Linked DNA regions of Homo sapiens: region 1 is linked to region 2. The links are chromatin loops, found by intact Hi-C in ENCODE. Cell type or tissue: heart left ventricle. All regions are shown on one strand. Links, peaks and the distances in the headings refer to the core of each region. The heading gives the core; the rest is flanking DNA.

Region 1 (5,370 bases), core at 168-5,167, 82 kb before region 2:
GAGGAGCATCTCACAATAGAGAAATCTTACAGGTAAGCGTTAGTAGTGGGCCTTACACCATGGCCTCTCCCATATCTGTTATGTCTAAGAGCCAGAGACTGGATAGGAAGGACAGCCTCCATTCCCACTCCTGCAGGAATGGGGAGCTCTTAGCTCACACTCCAGGAAGCAGCTCTGTTGCCTTACAGCTCACACTGTGAGTGGGATCTGTCTCACATGCAGGTGAATTCTATGGCTGTGTACAATCCACTCTCTGATACCAGCACTGTCCTCTGGAGTCACATGGAAAGTGCCTGTTCTTCCACATGGCAAACCTTCTCACATCTAGTGCCAGTGTTCTTGTCTTCCTCAAGGCCTCTGCCTTCCAATGTAACCATCGCTGATTCTCCAACCAGTCCTCTTATAACACAGTTGCCAGACTGTTACTGTCCTTCTGGTCCTTCATTATGCCAGAAACATATGACCAAAAGTAGAATCAACCTGCAGATGTCTGACACTCAGACTGTCACCTGTGGGGCTGTCAGAGCCTGTTATGGAGACATTGTGCATTTTTGGGTGTAGCCTGGGGCTGCCTTAACTGTTAGAGTAACTGTATTAGCTGTTTGCTTGTGACTACCTATCTTAGGTAAGATTTTTCTAGAAACAGAGCCTGAAATGGGAATTCTTCTATAAGCAGTTTGTTGAGAGAGTACTCCCAGGAAGAAGGAAGTGAGGGACTCAGGGCAGTGCAGAGGAAGAAGGATAAGTGAGGATATGGTCTTGTCTGGAGTCTACTTCAGCTCCATCCTGGTGGGGAGGTGGGGCTCTGGAACATGAATTATACCACAGAGCTGATTTTACCTTGGGACAAGGGGGCCAACAGGCCACCCTGGGGAGGTTAAATCTCCTGTGAGCGGTGGCCTATGCTCAGCCAAGGTCAGCTTTCTTGAGGAGGTAGTGCTGCAAGCCATTAGTAGCCAGTACTCACAGCAGCTGGGGCAGGATGCACAATGGTCCAGTGAGGGGGATCTGGGTCGGCATCAGTGGCATCTACTACAATATCTCTGGTCAACTAAGACCTCCCCCAAGTTCTTTCCATGTGAACTCCTCTTAGTACAGGTCCTCCATTTGAAATGTATGCAATTTATTTGTGAACCTAAATGGGAAACTTCACCATTATGCCCATGAAACATGCTCTTGTTAGCTTGGGTTTGTTTGGGCTTGTTAATGTTAGTCTAATACCCAGCTGTCTCCAGCCCTAGGTCAGTGCCATTTGCTAAACATACTTCCTAAATCTTCTGCCTTGTCTTTGGTGAAATGGCTAAAAAGTACAGGGACAGCCTGGGGAGCTGTGGCTCTCCACTACGGACTTCCCCCAGCTCATCCTGACTCTATTATCACCAGGGTAGCATGACCAAGCATACTCCTCTTAAGGCAGTCGAGGTGGAATGGAAGGGGTCAGAAGACATATGAGGGAGAGAGCCTGGAAAGTGCATCCCACAATGTCTGTGTTCCCTCTGAGGAATGGCTCACCACAGTAGAACCTCTGTGTCCTTTTCAGGTGCTTGCAGATGTGTTTGATGCCCCGGTGTATGTTATAGACACTGCCAACTCGGCCTGTGTGGGTTCTGCATACCGAGCTTTTCATGGTAGGTTGATGGAGGGAGACAGCTATCTCTGGAAGTGGCCAGGACATGGGGTGGGCTGAGGAGGGTGGAAAGGGGAGAGTGAGGTGTACCCAGTCTTTGGGGACATTGGAGTCTTGGGGACTTCAGCTTCATTTTTCTAGCTCCCAGCAGGTGAGAACCAACCCATACTCTCTGTTCCTTTATTCTTTGCTTAAAGTGGAGAAAAAGAGGCTGGGTCCTAACTGAATGAGGTCTGGTCAGAGTTAAGGTCAGCACAGGGACATGGGAAAAGAACACAGGGCATGGTTGAGAGCACGTGGGCATGAGTCTGGACAGCTAGAGGGCAGGAGAGGTGGACAAAGTCCAGAGCCGTCTTTTCAGCAAGAACAGAAGTTGAAACAAAGGGGAAGGCTTCAGGCCCAAGCAGTCCAGGACCCTGGACAGCACCATGGAGCCCTGTTGCCCTGTTGGAGGCCTCGCTAAAACTCTGGGTATTAAGGGAAGCTCCCCGATCTAGGCGAGTTCTGGCAGGAGCAGCACCTACCTGCAAGGGCAGTCCTTCAAGTTGGATCAATTTGCTCTGTCTCCTGCTTGCTCAGGGAGCTCCTGTAGCAGCCCAGGTGGTTCTATTCTTTTCATATTCTTAACATTTAACATACCTATTTCAGCTTATATTTTTCTTTTCTTTTTTTTTTTTTTGAGACGGAGTCTTGCTCTGTCACCAGGTTGGAGTGCAGTGGTGCAATCTTGGTTCAATGCAAGCTCTGCCTCCCGGGTTCACACCATTCTCCTGCCTCAGCCTCCCGAGTAGGTGGGACTACAGGTGCCTGCCACCATGCCCAGCTAATTTTTTGTATTTTTAGTAGAGGAGGGGTTTCACTGTGTTAGCCAGGATGGTCTCGATCTCCTGACTTTGTGATCTGCCCACCTTGGCCTCCCAAAGTACTGGGATTACAGGCGTGAGCCACCGCACCCGGCCTAAGCTTATGTTTTTCTATCAACGTTGAGAATTAATCAGGCAACATATCCTTCTCTCAATAATTAACCTTGGCCGGGTGTGGTGGCTCATGCCTGTAATTCCAGCATTTTGGGAGGCCGAGGCGGGTGGATCACAAGGTCAGGAGTTCGAGACCAGCCTGGACAATATGGTGAAACCCCATCTCTACTAAAAATACAAAAATTAGCTGGGCATAGTGGCACACACCTGTAGTCCCAGCTACTCGGGAGGCTGAGGCAGGAGAATCGCTTGAACCCGGGAGGCAGAGGTTGCAGTGAGCCGAGATTGCGCCATTGCACTCCAGCCTGGGTGACAAAGTGAGATTCCATCTCAAAAAACAAAAAAAAATAATTAACCTCTTACTCATTTATTCTCTCCCCACCCCATCTACCTCACCCTGCCTCATGCCATATCCTATATCAAGATCACTTGGGAATTTATTTCCAGATTCTTATATTAAGTACATTTAATATTATATTGGCTTTTATTCACACTTACCTATGAGTCTGCCTGCCTGCCTGCCTGCCTGCCTGCCTGCCTGCCTTCCTTCCTTCCTTCCTCTGTTTGTTACTTTGTCTTTTTTTTTTTTTTAACTTCCTGACATTTCGGTTGGGTGCAGTAGCTCACGCCTGTAATCCCAGCACTTTGGGAGGCCAAGGTAGGCGGATTATGAGGTCAGGAGATCGAGATCATCCTGGCCTAGAGGGTGAAACCCCGTCTCTACTAAAATACAAAAAAAAAAAGAAAATAGCTGGGCATGGTGGCGCACGCCTGTAGTCCCAGCTACTCGGGAGGCTGAGGCAGGGGAATAGCTTGAACTTGGGAGGCGGAGGTTGCAGTGAGCTGTTGCAGTGAGCCGAGATCGCACCACTGCACTCCAGCCTGGCAACAGAGCAAGACTCCATCTCAAAACAAAAAACAAAAAAAAACAAACTTCTTCTTCTTTCTCCTTTATTTCTATGCTGAGGTTTTGTTTTGTTTTGTTTAAGACAAGGTCTCTGTTGTCCAGCCTGGAGTGCAGTGGCGTAGTCATGGCTCACTGCAGCCTCGACCTCCTAGACTCAGGTGATCTTCCCACCCCCACCTCAGCCTCCCGGATAGCTGGGACTACAGGCACACACCACCACACCTGGCTAATTTTTGTAGATATAGGGTTTCGCCATGTTGCCCAGGCTGAACTCGAACTCCTGGGCTCAAGTGATCCCACCCACTTCACCCTCCCAAAGTACTAGGATTACAGGCATGAATCCTAGTGCTAGGATTACCGCACCCAGGCTGTATGGTAGTTTTGTTGGAATATACAACCTAAATAAATATTTTAAGAGAGAATTCAATAGGTGATGGTTTTGAGGCCTGACATGTCCAACAAGGCCTTTGTTTCATCCTCCCAAATACTGGCTGGGTAAAAGACTCTATGTTCAAAATACTTTTCCTGAGAACTGTGAAGATACTCTTCCATAATCTTCTGGCCTTCAGGGTTGCTGATGAGAAGTATGGGGTCTGCTTCATAATTCTTTTGTGGAAGTGGGAAAGGAGTTTCCCTTTAGGGACTTCACTGCCATCCTGCACTGTGTTTTGTTTTATTCTTTTTCCCTTTCTGTGCTTGCCAAAGGGTACCTGGGCCACTGCCCTGCTCTGCCCTCCAAAACCAAAGCCCGAGCCAAATCTTAGCTCACCAGTCCCTACCCAGAGGGATACTAACCACTTCATTTGGAGATATCTTCTCCCCATCTGGGTCTGGGGATGACTGTCTTGTGTAGCCAGTCTGCGAGTATGAGTGGAGATGGAACCAGAGTCTTTTGATTAGTTTCTCTGCTGTCCACCCCACCACCATTCCAGTCCCTCATCCATTCTGCTCTGAGCTGGGATTTTCTAGCATTTGGTTAGGAAAACTGGTCCTCACATCTTCAGAGGGCCCTTCTTCACTCCTGGTGGTGGTGGTGTTTGTATATCTGACGCTACTACCTACCTTCCCTAGAAATTGCTCATTGTTTCTTGCCCACCAATGGCAACCTTCCCCCTGCTACTCATTTGCTTGGTGAGTAATTATTGAGTGCCCCCTGTATGCCAGATGGTGTGCTAGGCACCATGGTTATAGTGGTGACCCGGAGAGACACAGTATCTGGCCTCGTGGACTTTACAGCTCAGCAAAAGAGGGATCTTAAACCAATAATCACTGAAATATATGGGCACAAGTTGGGAAAAGTGCTCTGAGGAAAAGCAGATGGTGCTGAGCGCTAAGGAGGGCCTCCTGAGCAAGTGATGGTCTTAGGTGCATCTTAGCTGAGGAGAAGGGAACAGGCATGTGAAGAGTGGAAAGAACATTCCATACAGTGAAAAGGCTCTGAGGCAGAATGAGTGGAGAGAAGACCAGGCTGTCCAGAATGTGGTGAACGAGGGGAGAGAGGAGGGGCAGGCAGACCCTTCCCCATCATATGTCGAGGTTACCCGACCTATTCCATGAAAGGCACAACCACAAAGAGAAAGACAAGCTGGGTCCTGCTGGAGACAAGCCTGCACTTGCCATTTTTTTGTTTTGTTTTGTAATTTTATTGAGGTACAATCTATATGACATAAAAATCATCCATTTTAAGTGTCCAATTCATTGATTTTTCATAAATGTACTGAATTGTGCAACCATCACTATAATCCAGTTTTAGAACAGTTTGCCACCCCAGTGAGATCCTTCGTGGTGTTTTTGGTTAACGTCTTCACTTGCAACATGCACTAATGTGAAGTGACCTTTCCCTTCTAGGTCTTGCAGGT
Region 2 (5,308 bases), core at 309-5,308:
CTTTTCTCTGGGGCACAGGCTCTGGGCGTGGGGAGGCTGAGACACGGGAGTGCATCTACTACAACGCCAACTGGGAGCTGGAGCGCACCAACCAGAGCGGCCTGGAGCGCTGCGAAGGCGAGCAGGACAAGCGGCTGCACTGCTACGCCTCCTGGCGCAACAGCTCTGGCACCATCGAGCTCGTGAAGAAGGGCTGCTGGCTAGATGACTTCAACTGCTACGATAGGTACCCCAAGACTTGCCCTCCTTTCCTCTTGGACCCACCTGCGCTTATACTGCCCACTGGGCCATTTGGGTCTCAGGATGTCTGAGTGGGAGATAAAGGACCAAGAAGGGGCTCTTGAGATGGTAGCCATGGCCCCACGCCCTTCCACACCCTATTTGTCCTACCTTAGCCCTGAGGAGGGGTCTCAGTGTCAACCCCTGGCTGTTCTTCCTTGGCTTTGGGTCTCCTGTAGGGGAGGTGAGTTCACACCGTCCCCCTGGTGTTGCCCATGAGGTGCTCTGTCTGTGAGGAGGGGTTGGCAGGGCAGGCCTGGGGGAGTCTTGCATCCCCCAGGTGAGGGGTATATGGAAAATTCTGTGCCTCCAGGCAGGAGTGTGTGGCCACTGAGGAGAACCCCCAGGTGTACTTCTGCTGCTGTGAAGGCAACTTCTGCAACGAACGCTTCACTCATTTGCCAGAGGCTGGGGGCCCGGAAGGTAAGGGGGCAGTGTGGAAGTGGGGCCTTGAGTCAGCCGACCTGGGCTTCTTTGGCTTGGAGCGCTTGGCTCCTCAGTTGGGTGGGGTGTGGCTACAGGGCCCTGTAGTCTGGCTCTGGAAGTGTGAGGGTGGGCAGACTGTTTGACACAGGGCTCTGTGTGTCCCCCAGTCACGTACGAGCCACCCCCGACAGCCCCCACCCTGCTCACGGTGCTGGCCTACTCACTGCTGCCCATCGGGGGCCTTTCCCTCATCGTCCTGCTGGCCTTTTGGATGTACCGGCATCGCAAGCCCCCCTACGGTCATGTGGACATCCATGAGGTGAGACAGTGCTGGCTTGGGGCAGGGCAGGATAGAGGTGGGGAGGACAGGCCAGACCTTTTTAAGCCTTGCTCTCCCCCAGGACCCTGGGCCTCCACCACCATCCCCTCTGGTGGGCCTGAAGCCACTGCAGCTGCTGGAGATCAAGGCTCGGGGGCGCTTTGGCTGTGTCTGGAAGGCCCAGCTCATGAATGACTTTGTAGCTGTCAAGATCTTCCCACTCCAGGTGAGTGTTTGAGGGGCTCCATCCAGGTCCTCTGCCTCCACTGTAGCTTGAACTGGAGGCTCTCCTGACCTGGGGCAATCCAAACCCCAAATAATATTGTGGTATGAGAGAAAAGTGAGCCTTACTGGGCCTAGTTACTCATGTTACACTTGGCTGGTCTGTAGATTTCATGCAACTATGGAATTTTATCATAGGACTAGGGTAGGGCTTTGCAAAACCTTGATTTGCCCCGGTTACCAGGGTTTTGTTTTTGACATTGGGTTCTTTCCAGCGGCCCTGGACACCAGGTCTGGCTCTGCCTCATTTGTTGGGTGATACGGGGTCACTCACACCCCATGCATGGACCTTAGTGGCCCCATTTGTAAATCGAAGTGCTAGCCTTAAGTGATCTCAGGGATCACTGTTGGCCTCATGCTCTGGGGCCTAGCTTAATACAGGTCTTCTCCTGGTCCCCTTACAAATGCTGAAGCTGGGAGGCTGGGGGGTGGGGATTGGGCTGGGAGGCTTGAGGGTGGGGAATGGGGAATGGTTGTTCTGCTGTAGGGCAATGTGACTGCAGCAGGGCTAAGCCAGCCACTTGTCCCCCCAACCCCTCGCCCCCGGCCTCAGGACAAGCAGTCGTGGCAGAGTGAACGGGAGATCTTCAGCACACCTGGCATGAAGCACGAGAACCTGCTACAGTTCATTGCTGCCGAGAAGCGAGGCTCCAACCTCGAAGTAGAGCTGTGGCTCATCACGGCCTTCCATGACAAGGTGAGCCACACCCATCAGAATGGACTCTGAGAGGAGATGGAATGTCCCCTTGGTGGCTCTCCATAATATGATGACCCCTTCCCTGTGGAGGTGTCCACCATGAAGTACTCTGCCCCGGTAGCACTATCCACTATGGGGTTACTCCTGCCATAGGTGTGGACATTGGTTCCCCTATGATAGGAACCTCTCACCCTGGGATAAGTTTTTATGATAAGAGTAGTGACTCCATGATTCCCACCCCTAGCCCTCCCTGCCTCCTGGCCTCATCCATCTTCCATATCGATTGTAGTAGCCTTCCAGGAGAGCAGCCTAGCCATTGGCCCACTGAGACTTCTCTGCCAGGGCTGGGCTGGGTCCTGTCCTGTACCCAGAATCTGTGCTCAAGTTCTGTGCTGTCTTCTCTCAGGGCTCCCTCACGGATTACCTCAAGGGGAACATCATCACATGGAACGAACTGTGTCATGTAGCAGAGACGATGTCACGAGGCCTCTCATACCTGCATGAGGATGTGCCCTGGTGCCGTGGCGAGGGCCACAAGCCGTCTATTGCCCACAGGTACCTGGGTCAGCAGGTGCCTTTCCTGCACTTGACCTGGAGCTGTGGGAAGGGTTGGTGGGCGAGAGCAGTGTCTGGAGATGTCTCAACTTCCTAAACATACTTACCCTGCTTGCTGTGTGTCCGAGGCAGCTGGGCACAAAACCTGGCCTTCCCACTGTGTCCTGGGGATGGCATGGCCTCCCAAGCTGGTTTTTGGTGCCCTCTAATGGCCACATGAAGTGCTGACTCCATTACTTTGGTTGGAGAGTTGGCTCAGTAGTTCTCAAATTTTCTAGTTTAGGATCCCTTTATACTCTTAAAATGACTTTTGTGTAAGTGGATTATGACTATTGATATTTGCTGTATTTGAGCACACCCACACATCCCATTCGCTGTCAGAGTGAGGACATCACATCTCATGTAGCCTCGGGAAAACTCTATGCTCCTAAGAGAATGAGCCTTATAAAAGCAAATAAATGAAAATAATTTTGACTTTATAGATTCCCTTGGAACAGTCTTAGAGATCTTCTGGGGTCCTCGAACCACCCTTTAAGAAACTCTGGATGAGCTCATCACTGTCATGCTTACTAAATGGCAGGCAGTGCTCTAAACACTTGAGAAGTATCAATTCATTTGACCTTCATTACCGCCCATTGAGACAAGTACTGTATTTCTCAGCTCTGTCTTGCAGATGGAGGAACAGTAGTACAGAGAAGTTGAATGACTTAGCCAAGGTCTTGTAGCTAGTTGAGTCTGGTTCTGTGACTGTGAGGGAGGGGAATGAACCTCAAATTCCAGCGTTCAAAGCTGAAGGGTCCCTGATGGTAATAACAGTAATGACATAGAAGGTAGACTGTATGAAATTGCCGTTTTTATAGGTCAAAAGGTTGAATGTTGTCTCTGCTATATGGCTCAACTTAATAGGAATACCTAGTAAGTATGCCAGGTGTGGCCCTAAACATTTGCACTTACCACTCAGTCGAATCCTCACAAGGCTGAGACAGGCACTGGGGAAACTGAGTACCACAAGTAGCTTTGCTTAGTTAGAGGTGGAGCTGGGTGCATGCAATAGCACCCTTGCTCCAGCCGGCCTTCATGGTGAGCTTGAGACCCTAAGGGGTCTCTGCAGGATCCTAGGAAAGCTAATATTAAATTCCTATTCTCATTCACATTCCAAATGCTGTAAATTCTTCTCAGAAAACTTGCATCCCAGGCCAGTGTGCCTGTCCACAACCCCTCTGAGAATATATGGGCTGGCCTTTGATAGTGTGGGGACTGGGACAGGGTCTGCCCAGCCATTAGGGTAGGTGTTGCTTTGCCAACCCTGGGGGAAGCCTTCCATCTGAAGTGCACTGAGGGATTCTCACACCCATGTCGGCGCCTGCAGCTGCCTGCTTGTGCTGCTTCACCTCTGCACCCCAGGTAGGGTGGGATGGCCTGGTCTGGGGCCTGACTCTAGGGCACAGACTCTAGTATCTTGGGAACCAAGGTGGGAGTTGGATCATGATGTTAAGCTTTATCTCTGCCCACTTGTTTCCACAGGGACTTTAAAAGTAAGAATGTATTGCTGAAGAGCGACCTCACAGCCGTGCTGGCTGACTTTGGCTTGGCTGTTCGATTTGAGCCAGGGAAACCTCCAGGGGACACCCACGGACAGGTAACAGGCCTCACAGGGCAGGAAGAGAGGGACAGACCCAGGGTAGATACTTTGCCCTTTTTGTGCTCAGCTGGGGAGGTGCAGGGATGAGGGTGACTGCATGCGTTCAGAGCTGTCTGAGAACTTAGAGCAATGCTCTTGTTTGACCAGTGGAGAAACCAAGACCAGGAAGGCAGTGTAGTTTAGCTTCCGTAGGACAGTCAGCTGGGAAATGTAGAGATTCCCCACTGGGGTTTTGACCACTAGTCCTTGCAATCTTAGTCTTTCTCTCACTTTTTTAGTTTTAATTCCTAAGACAAAACAAAGAAATGTACTAAGGATCCAAACAAAGAACCTGGAAAAAGTAACTAAAAATTAAACTTAGGAAATCATTCCTAAAACAATCACTGTTATTATTTTTTAAGTGTTCTCCTTCCCTCTTTGTTTTTGGTCTTAATCTCAGTCAGATACATATCATCTGTAGTTCCTTGTATTAATTTGGTAACAATTCCATTTTAGATTACTATTATCTCCAGGATATAGTATTTAAAAATTATTAGCCAAGTATAATTGATGCTGTGACCTCTTGTAACTGTTGTGAATGTGGTGAATCGAGGTTTGCTATCATTGATAACCTGTCTGAATTGCTCTGTCTTGCCCGCCATCTGGTGCACAGAGGCTGTAACTCCCATGTCCCAGCTGTGTGTGTATGGCCAGTCACTGTAAATCCTGCCCTCCTCTGTCCTCACATAGGTAGGCACGAGACGGTACATGGCTCCTGAGGTGCTCGAGGGAGCCATCAACTTCCAGAGAGATGCCTTCCTGCGCATTGACATGTATGCCATGGGGTTGGTGCTGTGGGAGCTTGTGTCTCGCTGCAAGGCTGCAGACGGTAAGTAGGATGGCAGCCCTGGGCATCCTAGATTGAGTGATAGGGAGCAGTGGGACCTTAGAGTGATCCTGCCAGGCTCTCTCTTTCTCCTAGGACCCGTGGATGAGTACATGCTGCCCTTTGAGGAAGAGATTGGCCAGCACCCTTCGTTGGAGGAGCTGCAGGAGGTGGTGGTGCACAAGAAGATGAGGCCCACCATTAAAGATCACTGGTTGAAACACCCGGTAAGGGGCCTGGTTC

The links. Peaks named below come from ENCODE experiments on the same cell type or tissue, not always from the same donor. Only the 100,000 strongest peaks of a DNase experiment are listed, where the experiment ranks them.
Region 1: a loop joins it to region 2, with 2.0 times the contacts of the local background. A loop is called at or near these places in 5 of 110 quality-filtered maps.

Annotation. Positions count from the first base shown.
Region 1 is chr3:38,395,532-38,400,901 of GRCh38, forward strand. XYLB (xylulokinase) reads left to right here. Exons shown (of 19, transcript NM_005108.4): 16 at 1-32; 17 at 1,541-1,628; 18 at 5,360-5,370. Among named protein-coding and RNA genes, the nearest start is that of XYLB, 51 kb to the left of the region's middle. In heart left ventricle, for the core only: no CTCF peak of the experiment used is centred there; a DNase peak (open chromatin) is centred at 2,044.
Region 2 is chr3:38,477,269-38,482,576 of GRCh38, forward strand. ACVR2B (activin A receptor type 2B) reads left to right here. Exons shown (of 11, transcript NM_001106.4): 2 at 19-226; 3 at 593-702; 4 at 873-1,024; 5 at 1,107-1,250; 6 at 1,860-2,003; 7 at 2,410-2,558; 8 at 4,083-4,197; 9 at 4,930-5,068; 10 at 5,162-5,292. Among named protein-coding and RNA genes, the nearest start is that of EXOG, 16 kb to the right of the region's middle. In heart left ventricle, for the core only: CTCF peaks have their summits at 2,766 (motif pointing left) and 2,975; a DNase peak (open chromatin) is centred at 2,703.